Regions from separate parts of the Homo sapiens genome. Here region 1 is linked to region 2. The links are chromatin loops, found by intact Hi-C in ENCODE. Cell type or tissue: dorsolateral prefrontal cortex. All regions are shown on one strand.

Region 1 (5,000 bases), 130 kb after region 2:
CATTAAATGTTAAGATTTTCTAGACTGTAGATCATTCCTGAGTTGCAGCAGACCAGAGTAACTTTTAAGAAAAACTCTGGCTATGTGCAGGTGGGGTGGCCATCCATTGCGGTTAAGAGTTGCCTGAGTGATCTAGTTTTTCCAGAAGTAATTTCTACACTGTTTATACTTGTCAGAGTTCAACAGTAAATGTGCTGCTCAGCTTTAAAGAAAAAGCTGATCTCTTTTCAACAATACAGAAATCAATCTTGTTTCCGTATGTGAGCAACAAACAGAAAATGACGGTTTTTGTTGTTTTTTTCATGTTTTGTTTTGTTTTGCTTTGTTTTGTTTTTTGGTCTGCTGCCCAGCTTTTTATCAGAAGACTTTTTTGGAGCAGATGGCATGTATGGAAGTTAATTTGAATGACGTGCAGCTTGGCCATCTCTGTAGTACTCTGTGAATTTTGTCTTTATTCTTCATCCCTACCTACCTCTCTTCCCAATAGGGCTTTCAGTGCACTTGACTTTGGAACTACCCCCTTACCTTCTGTAGAGAGATAGACAATAGAACTTCCTTATCTTCTATAGCAAGACAGACAATAGAAAGGAGTAGGCTCCCTTCCCCTTGCATATATTGTGGGGGTGATGATGAGGATGTTGTTCCCTTTATCAATGAGTTTTTCCCATAGGAAACCCATGGGAAGAAGCATTTCCTCTGAACCAGCTCTAGTTTCCCTACAGAACTAGCAGTGTTGGCCTTTGGATGACGGAAAGTTGCGACAGTGGCCACAGTTCTGCGTGGCAGCCAGGAAACCGAGAACTACATTTGAGTCTTAATTTTTAATAAGTATCTGAACTGTGGTTAGTATATGTGCATTGAAACTCCTCCCATTCTTGATATTTTCTTTTATTCCTTTTTCTATAATTTTGAATTTTACATATGTTTTCACATTTTATTTTATGCATCTGTAAAAACTTTCATTTCCTCATAGGATTAAAGCAAGATGTAGATTCTTCTCTCAACCTTTTATTAAACATTTCAAACATGTAGAAGTGTTGAAAGAATAATTTAACGTGTACCTGAATATCTTTCACCTAGATTCATGTTATTAACATTTCGCTAGTTTGCTTTATCTCCCTAAATACATTTTTTCCTTTGAATCCTTTTAAATTATCTAACCCTTAAATATTTCAGTCTGAATCACCTAAGAACAAGCACATTTCTCCTGCAGAAGCACAAACCATTATTGCCCCCGAGAAACTTCTCATTGATTCATGACATATGGTCCATATTTGCATTTCCACCGCCCCCATCCCAGAAATGTCTTTTTATGGCCTTTTTATTATAAGGTTGACCTTTTGAAGAAACCAAACTAGTTTTCTACAGACTATCATAATGTTTTAGTTTTTTCTAGTTGTTTCCTTGTGATGTTTAGCCCAATTCTCTATCTCCTTTGTTTCCCGTACACTGGGATTTATGCTTAAAGGCTTAGTTAGATTGGGAAGAATACTTTCTAGCTGATGCTGTGCATTTCAAGTTGCGTCACATCAGGAGATGTATCCCACTCATGCAGTGCCGGGTCATCCCACTCACAGGACCCATGTTTGATCACTTGGTTTCACCACCATATCTTTCCCTTGTAAAGGTATGTTTATCTCCATGAAATTAGCAAGAAATCTGTGAGGTGGCACCACGTAACCACTCTTTTGACAATAATCTTTCATCTAAGAGATTTAGCATCTGTGGATGATCTTTGCCCAAACCAATTATGTCATTGCAGATTGCAGAATGATTATTTTCCAATTATCAATTCCTCTACATGATGGCATTTTTCTGTAAAAAATAACATTTCTTTATTATTTCTTAGTCTGGGCTGCTGTAACAAAGTATCGCAGACTGAGTGGTACATAAACAACAAATTTACTTTTCACAGTTCCGGAGGCTGGAAGTCAGATCAGGGTGCCAGCATGGTCAGGTTCCAGTGAGGGCCCTCTTCCTGGTTATAGACTGCCACCTTCTTGTAGCCTCACATGTAGGAAAGAAAGCCAGAGAGCTCCCAGGGGTTTCTCTTATAAAGGCACCAATCCCATTCACCAGGGCTCCACCTTCATGACCCAATTACCTCCCAAAAGCCCCATCTCTTTTTTTTTTTTTTTTTTTTTTTGAGACAGAGTCTCGCTCTGTCACCCAGGCTGGAGTGTGGTGGCACAATCTCGCCTCACTGCAACCTCTGCCTCCCAGGTTCAAGCAATTCTCCTGCCTCAGCCTCCTGAATAGCTGGGATTACAGGCGCCCGCCACCACGCCCAGCTAATTTTTGTATTTTTAGTAGAGACAGGGTTTCACCATATTGGTCAGGCTGGTCTCGAACCCCTGACCTCATCCACCCACCTCAGCCTCCCAAAGTGCTGGGATTACAGGCGTGAGCCACCGCGCCCGGCCATCCAAAAGCCCCATCTCTTAACAGCATCCTATTAGGGGTTAGGATTTCAACATATGAATTTTGGCAGAGACACAAACATTCAGTCCATAGTACTTTATTAACTGGGAAAAAACTAGTTTTTTTCTCAGCAAGATAGGTCAGTGTTTAATTTCTCTCCTTTAATTATCAATTTTCAGAATAAGTAACTAGTATAATAGTCACCTTCAGTTGTAACAATTTAGTTTTTTGTTTGTTTGTTTGTTTGTTTGAGATGGAGTTTCACACTTGTTGCCCAGGCTGGAGGGCAATGGCACGATCTCGGCTCATGGCAACCTTCACCCCCCGGGTTCAAGTGATTCTCCTGCCTCAGCCTCCCAAGTAGCTGGGATTACAGGTGCCTGCCACCATGCCTGGCTAATTTTTGTATTTTTGATAGAGACAGGATTTCACCATGTTGGCCAGGCTTGTCTTGAACTCCTGACCTCAGGTGATCCACCCACCTTGGCCTCTGAAAGTGTTGGGATTACAGGCGTGAGCCACTGCGCCCAGCCCTAGCAATTTAGTTTTATTTTTCCTTTTAACTAGCACTGTAGATTTAGGGATTTCTTTTTTCTCTGTGTTAATATTTGTTTGTTTTTGATGTTAATTGACTCAGAATTAACCAGTGATAGCCCCTTCAAACATACTCCTGTGTCCTTCTGAAATGCCCTATTATCTTTGAGTGCTTTTATGCTTTCTGGCCCTACAAGCTGCCTCTGCCTCACCTTACACTTTTACTGTCTCGTATCTGGAATCACCATTTTGCCAAGAAACGCTGGTTTCTTTCAGTGGGGAGTAGTATTTGGAAACCAAAGTCTGGGTGTTTAGAATGCTCACAGTCCTAGGATGTCCTTGTTTCCAGGCCCTTTGAGTAGACAGCATTAAAAAATACATGTATTTCAACAGTTGACTTCATATTGATATCTCCAATTCAAATTTAACATTACAAGGTTTTTCTTCAATTTAATTTATATTTATTGCCTTACATTAACAATTATGGCTGTTAATAAATAACATTTATTCTATATCCCATTCTTACCTGGCAGGGGAGATAACATGATCACGAAGGTGGTTTTCCCAGGGCGAGGTTTATCCATTGCACTCTGGGTGTGCTGACCCCTGTGATTTCCCCAAAAGTGCGAAACTCGACTGCATGATTTGTGGTAGTGGGGGACTGCATTCATGCTTTCCCCTAAAAAAGAAAAAAGAAAAAAATATAAATATATATATATTTTACCTATATGTTACTAGAATATATATTTTATATAATATATATTTTAAAATATATCTTTATATATCCATATATACATAGTTTCAACATGTCAATACCAATATTTCTAACAGTAAAACTGCCAAGGACATTTTGGGATTTTTTTGCTTTTTACAGTTTTCCTCTTTAGATTTTTGTCCTATAGTTGTTTAAAAGTCACTTGCATTTTTTGATTACTAATTTGTATTGTTAGATTACCAATTTGCTATGCAGTTAAGTTTTTAATTATTGGGTGTGCTTTCAAAAATTTTTATTTAATTTTCAGGAGTCAAAATTATTTTTAAAAAATAATTTGAAAGTTTAAAACTAAATTATCAGTAAATCTTTAACTACAAAAACATATATATTAAGTTTTGAAATGTCCATGGAATTTGAAGCTAACTTAAAAAAATTGTTGCCCAGGCACAGTGGCTCACACCTGTAGTCCCAGCACTTTGGGAGGCCAAGGCAGGTTGATTGCTTGAGCCCAGGAGTTTGAGACCAGCCTGAACAACATGGTGAAACCCTGTATCTACAAAAAGTATAGAAAAAAAATTAGCCAGGCATGGTGGCTCACGTCAGTAGTTCCAGCTGCTTGGAGGCTGAGGGAGGAGGATTGCTTGAGCCTGGGAGGTTTAGGCTGCAGTGAGCCATGATCACACACCACTGCACTCCAGCCTGGGTGGCAGACTGAGACCCTGTCTCAAAAAAATAAAAAAGTAAAAAATTGTTATTTAATTACTCTGTAAATTGCTATTTATAATTTCTAGAAAGTTGTGACAGCATTTTAGAGCAGTTGTTTAACAGTGTCACCTTTGGATTAGAGCTAAAATTTGTGTAGAGGCATGGATGCTCTTTCAAGTTTTTAACTTATTCATAAAAAGGAAGCAGACAAGTGAAATACTTCCCTGGAAACGAATGCATTCCATCTCAGACTTAGTGCATTTTATCATCTTAAAACTTTTCTTCCTCTGGGAGGGGAGAGTATTTTAGTACTTTGAATTTTATAGTCCTTACCAGTGGCCACTGATAACCTCTTTGCCATATCTAGTGGGCACTTGAACTTTTCTTAGCACCTGGCACCTTTCCCTCTTAAAACCTCACACTTGGCTTGTATGATACTAGTGGACCCTTGGTTTTCCTTCTAGATCTGAGAGCTGCTCAGCTTCCTTTCTCTGCTGCATAGGGTAGTGGGTGAATAGGCTTTGGAATCAGGTGGGATATCAGTCTGATATTACCACCCAATGGCTATCTGACCCCAGGTCAATCAGCTTTCTGGATTCAGTTTTTATAGAATGGGACAGATAAT
Region 2 (5,000 bases):
GTACCTATTATATACTAGTTCTTCTAGAGCACTCACTGGTGGGTAAGAATTAATTTATCAGTTCACAGGGATATAAGAAATCCTTTTATCAGGCCCTAGTTTAGATGGCTTGAAAGAGAAGCCAACAGCTGCAATGTCTGCTCATAAATTTTAAAAGAGAACTGTAAATATAAATTTGTGAATCTTTACTGCACCAATAATTTGAAGGTAGGTGGCAAAAAAAAAAAGCAAAACAAAGGCAGGAAATAACTCAAATGTGGCTTTTTGCCATTTCAAATAGAGTAAACTTAAATAAAAATTATAAATGGATGTAGTATACCAATAAAGATCTAGATCATGTTATCACCATAAACATCCCTGAACCACTGATCCTACCCCTCTCTGCTAACTTGATACTGAAGAAATCAGCACTAGGGTAATCCATTTTGAAGCGAGTCTTGCCAAAATCTTCTCTCTGGCTTCTACCTGTAGTATATTATCTTTTCTTCCCTGACATTTTATCTCTTTTGTTCTATTTGCTCCCATCAGCCTGAATTTCTGAATGTTTCATCTTTTCTTGGACACTCCAGTATACAAACATGTCTTCACTTTGGACATAATCTTAGTGGAATTCAACTGTGAGTTGTGTAAGTGTAATAAACAGCTTAACTACCATTCTGTAAGGAGGCTGCTTACCTAATCCAGCAGGCTCTTGATGACAACTGCTCATTGGATCCCCTAAACCCCAAATTTGTATATTACCACATATTTTTTTAAAAGTTATTTAATTCAGGATTTAACTATGAGAAATTAAGCAAGAATGGGTGAACCAAGTATATGGAGTGAGGAGTAAATGAGATAGAATCACTAAACTGACAATTTAAGCAAATACACACATATGCATGCATGCACATGTATTGACTTTCCAGCCCTACAAAGCTGGAGGAGAGGAACCCATTTGTAAAGTCTGTACTCTGAAGTCCATCTTATACACAAATTAATATTTATAAACATCTATTTGATTAAGTTGCTCCAAGGTTCAAAAACCACAGTTTCCATTGCCACACACTGGGGTACACAGTAGTGGGCCAAGAGGGACTTGGAACCATCGTTAAATGTGGCACATCTTTCTAGAGGGTCAGTTTTAATAGAAAATTTTAGAGAACAGCTTGCAATTTATTTGCTTTGTGATTCACTTGAAATTTTTAAAAATCAAAATAGACACAAATTCCTAAGGAACAGAATGCATATTCTCATTAATTTTTATAAAAGTTGAGACTTCAAAAAAATTTTGCGGCAGGCTTAAGGATCACTGTCTCTCCATCTTCTTTGGAAGCATATGTTTAGTCTTTCCCATCATCTGGAAACTTCAGTGAAAATGTTTGAAAAGTGGTGTCCTACTATGCATATTAAATAAAACTGTTCTCCATGAGTTTTTCATAATATACAACAAGGACCTTAAAAATTTGCTCACTCTTTGGTCTACTCATTTCAATTGTTGTTGTGTGCTGCTAACATTGGTTGAATGCTTGATCTGGGCCAGGCATTTCTAAACTTTGTACATGTTATTAACTCTTTTAATCTTCACACCAGCCCTGTGAGATACCTAATAATATTTTCATCATAAAGTTGAAAAAACTAAGGCACAAAAGGGTAAGCTACTAAGTAGCAGAGTCAGGGGTTGATTCAAGGCAGTAGGGTTCCATAATTCACACTCCTAACCAAAAGGTTGTTCTTCACTTATTACTGATATTGATTAAACAATGGAAACAATTACCCACCAATAGATTTAATTAAATAAATTATGATAAAACCATATGACAAACTACCCTCTAACCATTAAAAAGGTTGGTCTGAATGAACTGAATGTCCCCCCAAAATTTGCATATTAAAATGCTAACCCCCAATGTGATGCCAATAGGAGGTGAGGCCTTTGGGAGGTAATAGGTCATGAAGATGGTGCCCTAATGAGTGGGATTATTGCCATTATAAAAGGGACCCCAGGGCTGGGCGCGGTGGCTCACACCTGTAATCCCAACACTTTGGAAGGCCGAGGCATGTGGATCATGAAATCAGGAGATCAAGACCATCCAAGCTAACACAGTGAAACCCCAGCTCTACTAAAAATACAAAAAATTAGGTGGGCGTGGTGGCACGTGCCTGTAATCCCAGCTACTCGGGAGGCTGAGGCAGGAGAATCACTTGAACCTGGGAGGCGGAGGTTGCAGTGAGTCGAGATCATGCCACTACACTCCAGCCTGAGTGACAGAGTGAGATTCCATCTCAAAAAAAAAAAAAAAAAAAAGGGACCCCAGAAAGCTCTGTCACCTTCTTTCCACCGTGTGAGGTTACCAGAAGGTGGCAGTCTGCCACCCAAAAGAAAGTCCTCACCGGAACCCAACCTTGCTGGCACCCTGATCTCGGACTTCCAGCCTCCAGAACTGTCAGAAATAAATTCTTGTTGATTATAAAGTCACTCAGTCTATGGTCCTTTGTTACAGCAATCCAAGCTAAGACAGTCATTATGTACTAAAGTGGGTTAAGGGATGCCATAAAGTAAACAAAAGAGAAGCACTATAGAGCAGTGTCTATACTATGTATGTAAAAACATACCTAATAAAGTATGGATAGGAAATACACAAAAATATTAAGAGCAGTTATTATCAGAAACATTTTCTCATCCTAATGTTTCTGGGGAGAGGACTTCTGCCATGTGAACACTACGACTCTTCTCCTATCCACACTCCTCTTCCCTTTGTCACAGTGAGGTTGGGAGAAAGAATTAGAAATCTTGGTTCAGTGCCTTCCTCTTGCCTCTAATGTGCAAATCAAACAGCTATAGGCCAGCCCTGCCCTTATTCAGCCCTCCTTAAATTCTCACCTTAGTGCCTGGCTTGCTTCACCCTGGTCCCATGCTAGTAGAAAGGGGGTCTAACTCATCCCCACAGGGGAAGCTGGAGTTGTCCAGCATGGGCCATGACTAAAGGGTGAGTTTAAGCCTGGAGTATAGCATTAGAAAGGCCACCTGGCTGCCCAACAAGAAAATCCCCTTACTCTAATATAGGTTTCAGCAGTAATAAAGCTGATATTTCTAAGTCACTTTATCTGACTCCTGCGTTTATTTTTCACTTGATTTTAATTCACCAAAAAAGTGAGGGCTGGGAATGCCCTTTTTCAGGCCCTTTTACTTTTACCTTTTTCTAGTGTTTAAAAAAAATTTCGTGGCCAGGCAAGGTGGCGCCTACCTGTAATCCCAGCACTTTGGGAAGCTGAGGTGGGTGGATCACCTGAGGTCAGGAGTTCAAGACCAGCCTGACTAACATGGTGAAACCCCATTTCTACTAAATACAAAAAATTAGCCAGGCGTGGTGGCACATGCCTATAATCCCAGCTACTTGGGAGGCTGAGACAGGAGAATTGCTTGAATCCAGGAGGCGGAGGTTGCAGTGAGCCGAGATCACACCATTGCACCCCAGCCCAGGCAACAAGAGCGAAACTCGGTCTCAAAAAAAAAAAAATAGTATGACATATTATTTTAAAAAGTTACTTCCATTTTAAAAAATTATCTGTCATATGACATTCAAAATTCTTTAAAATCCAGCCCTATGTTCTTTGCACAAAGCTATCCAGGGCATTTCCTCCACTCACCCTACCCGCTGCTCTCGGTTCATGGAGAACTGATAGCTGTCCTCGGAAGCCCATGCCCTTCCAGCTCACCCAACCAAGCTCTTCACTCAAGCTTCTTCCCGCTCCTTCCGTGTCTCTTGTTGTTTTGCTGAACTCCTATTTATCCTTCAAGACTCATTTCAAAGACCACGTTCTCCTCAAACTGGTCATTGCTAGAAGACTACAGGGAATGGTTAAATAGACCAGGTTATAACCACTGGGGCAATGAAAGCAAAATAAAAGCTCAGGAATTGTTTTCTTCCTCAGATTCTCCCTTAACTAGTTATAATAACGGATACATTTAGAGGACATTTGAAGTTGAAAAGTCAGGTCTACTGTGGAAAAGCATTACCAATCTGTTGACAGCAGTGGTTCTCAAAGTATGGACTCTGGTCCATGAGCCTCAGCATCATCTGGTGATACCGTTTGGATATTTGTCCCCTAAAAATCTCATGTGGAAATGTAATCCCCAGTATTGGGGTGGGACTTAGTGTGAAGTGTTTGGGTCATGGGGGTAGAGCGCTCATGAATGGCTTAGCACCATCCCCTTCGTGATAAGTGAGTTCTGGCTGCAAGTTCACCCGAGATTTGGTTGTTTAAAACTGCATGTCACCTCCCTGCTCTCTCTTGCTCCCACTGTCACCTGTGACTCACCTGCTCCTCCTCTGCCTTCCATCATGACTATAAGCTTCCTGAGACCCTCACCAGACACAGATGCTGGCACCATGCTTTCTATACACCCTGCAGAACCACGAGCCAATTAAACCTCTTTTCTTTGTAAATTACCCAGCCTCAGGTATTTCTTTATACAACATCAGAGTGGCCTAATACACCCAGAAACTTGCGAGAAATGGAAAGATCTCAGGTGCCATCCAGACCTATGAATCAGAACCTTTGGTGGTAAGACCCTGCCAACTGTGGTGAACAAGAGCCCTTCAGGTGATTTTGAGGCATCTTGAGTTTGAGACACATGGGGTTACAGTAAGATGAAAAGAAGAAGTCAAGATGGTAAGGAATGGAATTCATTTTCAGTTGTAAATTTCCTGGTTGAGAGAGAGAAAGTGTTGGAAGCCGAAATATTTTAGTCTGATTAGCAGAAACTATGGATTAGCCACTGCAGTTATGTCAATGCCATGATGACTAAGGACAGCATGTTAACATTCTGGGTGAATCTTCCTGGAAAAGAAAGTGGAGGCCCCTTCTATGTGGATGTTGGGGACCTTTCAGAAGATGAGTGAATATACAACTTGTAGACCATGTCTCATCGGACTCCTGTCTCTGTGCCCACATTTTACCTTACAAATACTTCTAAGTTGTCATTTATTACAGTGTTGTAGTTAGGTATCTCCTTATTA

Evidence for each region. A loop is a pair of places that touch in the nucleus more often than their neighbours do. Peaks named below come from ENCODE experiments on the same cell type or tissue, not always from the same donor. Only the 100,000 strongest peaks of a DNase experiment are listed, where the experiment ranks them.
Region 1: it touches region 2 in a loop (9-fold over the local background); 4 of 110 quality-filtered maps call a loop at or near these places.

Annotation. Positions count from the first base shown.
Region 1 is chr12:62,849,375-62,854,374 of GRCh38, reverse strand. The region is part of intron 1 of PPM1H (protein phosphatase, Mg2+/Mn2+ dependent 1H); the gene reads left to right. LOC105369795 (a long non-coding RNA gene) reads right to left here. Exons shown (of 3, transcript XR_945016.3): 2 at 3,482-3,634. It also overlaps the pseudogene RNU1-83P. Among named protein-coding and RNA genes, the nearest start is that of PPM1H, 83 kb to the left of the region's middle. In dorsolateral prefrontal cortex, a CTCF peak has its summit at 1,963; no DNase peak of the experiment used is centred here; H3K27ac peaks cover 2,050 bases.
Region 2 is chr12:62,981,204-62,986,203 of GRCh38, reverse strand. No RefSeq gene overlaps it. Among named protein-coding and RNA genes, the nearest start is that of PPM1H, 49 kb to the right of the region's middle. In dorsolateral prefrontal cortex, a CTCF peak has its summit at 2,349 (motif pointing right); a DNase peak (open chromatin) is centred at 2,342.